2 separate regions of the Mus musculus genome follow, and region 2 is linked to region 1. A link is a loop called in an ENCODE intact Hi-C map of the cell type or tissue named here. Cell type or tissue: left cerebral cortex. All regions are shown on one strand.

Region 1 (2,500 bases):
ATGCCTTGGACGAGACGTGGCACCCGGACCTGGGGGAGCCTTTTGGGGTGATGCGCTGCGTGCTGTGCGCCTGTGAAGCGGTGAGTGGATAACGCAGCTGCCTGCCCTACTCTAGAGGGTAGCGGAACGCTGGTGTCCTAAGTAGTAGACTCGGAGATGCTCAGGGGAAGGCTGGTCCGCAAATCGGAGGAAACCGCTTTCAAGTCTGCGGTGTTGACAGTTATTGATCGCCCACAATGTGACTGGCTTTTAGCCAACTTCCCCCCTCCCGTTACAGTATTGCTAGATAAATGACATTATTAGTTCTACTTTGCAGACAGGGACGCCGAGGCTCAGAGAAGTTAAGAAACTTTGGACGGGCCATGTAACTTGTAAATAGCAGAATTGACTGTCTGCAGCCCTGGGGTCTGATGGTTTCATTCCCTTAATTTTCCTATGTTCTCTGCCATCAGCCTCAGTGGGCTCGCCGTGGGAGGGGTCCTGGCAGGGTCAGCTGCAAGAACATCAAACCTCAGTGCCCCACCCTGGCCTGCAGGCAGCCGCGCCAGCTGCCAGGACACTGCTGCCAGACCTGCCCGCAGGGTGAGGCCCGCTGTGCCCGGAGTTAGGAGGGTGGAAGGCTCTACACTAGGTCCTGTACGACTTGCATCGCGGAGGAGGACTGGTCCTCCTGGTACCTTTCTGAAGCCAGCCGTCTTATTCCTTACCCCGGATGCAGAGCGCAGCAATCTAGATCCACAGCCCGCTGGCCTGGTCTTCGAGTATCCAAGGGATCCAGAGCATCGCAGTTACAGTGATCGAGGGGAACCCGGCGTTGGGGAGCGGACCCGTGCTGATGGCCACACAGGTAGGCTGGGGTGGAGGTGGGCCTGATGAAGTTTGAGTCCCGCGGCAAGGCTTGACAGTGCTCAGGCCATCTTCTCTTCTCGAAGACTTTGTGGCGCTGCTGACAGGACCGAGGTCGCAGGCGGTAGCTCGTGCTCGAGTCTCTTTGCTGCGCTCAAGTTTACGCTTCTCTGTCTCCTACCAGCGGTGAGACCGGGAAAAGGGCAAGGACTAGGAGTAGTAAAGGGGGCAATAAAGAGGAGCCTGTAGGCTATAGATCCAGTCTCACTGGACCTCTCTTCACAGGCTGGACCGTCCCAGCAGGGTTCGTTTCACAGATCCCACAGGCAACATCCTGTTTGAACACCCTGCAACCCCCACCCAGGATGGCCTGGTGAGATGATGCCATTTAAGAGTGCTTATCCAAAATCGGCACTTGCTGAGAGCATGCTTTGCATTGCCTCCTTTGGTTCTCACAACAGCCCAGTGGGAGAAAGGCCCTGACATTATGATGCCCATTTTACAGAGGAGGGAACTGAGGCTCAGAATAGCAGAATGTGATTTGTTCAAGGTCATTTGGCTAGTAAGTGGTAAGCCAGGACTTAAAATCAAGGCTCATGGGTCCTTCTTAAGAGGGTCTGGGGTCTCCCTTCCATGCTCCTTCCTCATTAGACCTGGGTCTTTTAGGTGGCTTGTCCTGCATAATTACAGTAGGCATTCTTCCCTCTTCTCTCAAGGTCTGTGGGGTGTGGCGGGCAGTGCCTCGGCTGTCTGTGAGGCTCCTGAGGGCAGAGCAGCTTCGGGTAGCCCTTGTGACATCCACTCACCCTTCAGGAGAAGTCTGGGGGCCTCTCATTTGGCAGGGTGCTCTCGCTGCAGGTAAGGGGAGTGAGCAGTTCTCAGATGTCAAGAGCTGAGCCTTCAATAACCCAAGGGTGGGTGGACTGAAGAGAGGATTTTCTTATGGCTGTCATGGTCTAACACTCCCCAGAGACCTTCAGTGCCATCCTGACCCTGGAAGACCCACTGCAGCGGGGTGTGGGGGGCATAGCCCTGCTCACCCTCAGTGACACAGAAGATTCCTTGCATTTTTTGCTGCTCTTCCGGGGTCTGCTGGGAGGTGAGTGATGGGGAAGATGTATGTGAGGGCGTAGGGCGGGTGCTCACCTTTCAGAAATGCTCACATGTGCAGTGCTTGCAGGACTAGCTCAGGCTCCCTTGAAGCTTCAGATTCTCCACCAGGGACAGCTACTTCGGGAGCTCCAGGCCAACACCTCCGCTCAGGTAAGGGAAAGGAAGGCCTGTGTCTTGCCGAGGTTTACTCTGACCTCTTGCTGTTGCCCACCCCACTCTGCTCTGTTCACAGGAGCCAGGTTTTGCTGAGGTGCTGCCCAGCCTTACAGACCAAGAGATGGACTGGTTGGAGCTGGGGGAGCTGCAGATGGTCCTAGAGAAGGCGGGTGGGCCAGAGCTACGCATCAGTGGATACATCACCACCAGGCAGAGCTGTGATGGTGAGGAAGGGTGGGGCTTGGCACTGTGGGTACACATAACTCAGAGGCACAAACGTGTGCTGAGGAAGAGCCCAAAATACATATGGGGGTCTTGGGTGTCTGGGTGTGGGCAAGCCTGCTGCCACCTGTCTTGTCCCCTGCAGTCCTTCAAAGTGTCCTTT
Region 2 (2,500 bases), 450 kb after region 1:
TTAGTGCCCTATTTGAAATATCTACTCACACATTCCCAGGAAAAAGTCAGACAATTAAATACCCACTTTGGAGATCTTAAATTCTCCTGCATAGTATGTGTTGGCTCTTTGGGATTAATTTTTCTTTTCTTTTCTTTTTTTAATTTTCTTGTTAGCTGAATGAGCTGAAAAGCATGTTTTTTTTTCCTCCGAATTACATGCCGCATACAAATGACCTCATTATTGACAAGGCATTCACTGTTGAAGGTTAAATGTTTGGCACAGCTCTCTCAGTCTAAAAATTATTCTCTATAAAATAATAATCTGCTTTTGTTTATTTTTGAGCCCCAAAGATACTTGAGTAGACAGACACAGTTTCCTCGTCTTATATAACAGTGAAAATGCTTTTTTTTTTTTAAATTGGCAAAGCATATCACAGCTTATCTAGTCCAATTCTTCAACTGATAGAAAAAGAGGGTTCTAAAAACAGCTGGGCAAAAATAGAAATATTATAAATGGCATCACATTTTTTACTTAGAGGGCAAGCTTGCTCTCAGAGTCTGTGTAAATGCTTCTGGGAGTGGAACTGCAGCTTGTGAACAATTAGCCGCCATGAAAGCCTTACCCACAGGAAGCGACTAAACAGCTCACTGACAAAATCACTCAGCTTTTGACTGATCTGTTAGGAAATCACAGCTTGACTGGACGCTTAGTTATATCAAGCCCTGCGCTCAGCAAGACACACTATTCCTCGGGTTTCATCCTTGCCACAAACCTAAAGGCAGCTACTGTGAGTGTCCCAGTTATAAAAATGAAGCTACGAGTTTGCGAAGGTTAACAAAGGATGCAGTCATCATTAGCTGTCTCTCTGTCTCTCTGTCTGTCTGTCTGTCTGTGTGTTTGTTTGTTTTTGAAATAGGGTCTCATGCAGTTCAGCCTGGAATTAAAGTCCTGATCTACCTCCATGGTACTAGGATTGCAAAGTTGTGCCACCGCACCTCATTCAGCATCGAGGACAATGTTATAAACTGCAAAATCACACACAACAAAATTTCTCATGTAATGTGATTAATATCACTATGGCTTAGATTCTTTGTTTGATTAGGAGTGAAGTGATGAATTTCACTTGTGTAGTGACTCAAAAATCCTGAAATTCTTAATTACAGGAATAAGAGAGAGAATTACTTAGTGTGAATATTAGGTTATGAGCAGATATTAGCAGCCGTGGAGGTCGCTGAGGACTCCATCATCAGAATTAGGCCCCACCCCTCATTTACCTGGTACCCCTAGAAAGGGAAGTTTCACCATTGCCCCACCCTAAGATTAAGACACAGGGGCTGGAGGGATGGCTCAGAGGTTAAGAGCACTGACTATTCCTCCAGAAGTCCTGAGTTCAGCTCCCAGAAATCACATGTGGCTCACAACTATGTATAGTGGGATCTGATGCCCCCTTCTGGCCTGCCGGTGTGTGTACAAATAGAGCACTCATACATAAAGTGCATAAAAAATAAGTCTTTTTAAAAAAAGATTTAAGATACAATATGACAATAGAGGACTTTGTTGAGTTGCTGAAGAACTACTTCAGGCTGGGGTGATGGGTTTGTGTCTGTGTTTCTTGGGAAACTGTGACCCGTCACCAGAAACCACCCAGACAACCCACAGAGTTCAGTGTGTGGCAGACATCTGTAATCCCAGCACTCCTTCCCTGAGACGGGAGGTGGAGACAGGAGAAGAATCATCCAGAAGCCGAGAACCAGATAGCTTGAAGTCAACTACTCAGCAGCAGAAGCAAAAGAGACCCTGCCTCAACAGGGTGGAAGGTGAGAATATTCCTTACTTCCTCAAACATTCTGTGCTACACACACACACACACACACACACACACACACAGTACATTAACATTAAGCTTGAAAAAAAAAAGTTTAAGGAAAACTTCCTCTTGGTCAAAAGAATTTGAGTTCTACCTTTGCCTCCAGGCAGAAACTTGACATCCTAAACTTACCACAACAATACACCCTACCATCTCCTTCCTTAACAATTAGTCCAACTGAACCTGCCAAGCACTTGACTGAGAGAGCATCCCTCAGAAAAGCTGATTTACCATACACATGCTAGGGATATGAGAGGAGTAATTATCCCTTTGTTGACACAATGCACTTCCAGGAGACCTCCCTCTGGGCAGCTGCTTACAGATCTTCACCTGGCCTCAACTCCTCTGCTCCTAAAAGAAACTCCGAGTCAGCTTCCCTCACTTCCTCTCACTAAGAAGAAAGCAATCCCAGAAAGCTAAGGCTCTTTCCCATAGATCCACTGGAGCCAAGACTGTGTCCAATTAAGCCACTCATCGGGCAGGCCCCTGTGTGACCAGAGTCAAAAAAAAACAACGAACTCTATATTCTCTGAGGCCAGCTCCCAGTGAGATGAGAATAATGACTTCTCAAGACCCCGTGAAAGTTTGTGAAGCAGTCTCACTAGGGGGTGCTGTGAAGACCTTCAGATCCTTCTGTAACATAATTTTTTT

The links. Hi-C counts contacts between places; a loop is a spot of excess contacts. Peaks named below come from ENCODE experiments on the same cell type or tissue, not always from the same donor. Only the 100,000 strongest peaks of a DNase experiment are listed, where the experiment ranks them.
Region 2: a loop joins it to region 1, with 4 times the contacts of the local background. A loop is called at or near these places in 7 of 42 quality-filtered maps.

The regions. Positions count from the first base shown.
Region 1 is chr16:20,733,555-20,736,054 of GRCm38, forward strand. It overlaps Chrd (chordin), which reads left to right. Exons shown (of 23, transcript NM_009893.2): 2 at 1-80; 3 at 453-582; 4 at 719-847; 5 at 933-1,032; 6 at 1,132-1,219; 7 at 1,563-1,704; 8 at 1,817-1,945; 9 at 2,027-2,109; 10 at 2,192-2,339; 11 at 2,483-2,500. It also overlaps a transcript of Thpo not described here. Among named protein-coding and RNA genes, the nearest start is that of Chrd, 1.7 kb to the left of the region's middle. In left cerebral cortex, a CTCF peak has its summit at 1,069; DNase peaks (open chromatin) are centred at 67 and 962; H3K4me3 peaks cover 1,188 bases; H3K27ac peaks cover 887 bases.
Region 2 is chr16:21,187,146-21,189,645 of GRCm38, forward strand. No RefSeq gene overlaps it. Among named protein-coding and RNA genes, the nearest start is that of Ephb3, 16 kb to the right of the region's middle. In left cerebral cortex, a CTCF peak has its summit at 1,433 (motif pointing left); DNase peaks (open chromatin) are centred at 170, 607 and 1,417; H3K27ac peaks cover 1,405 bases.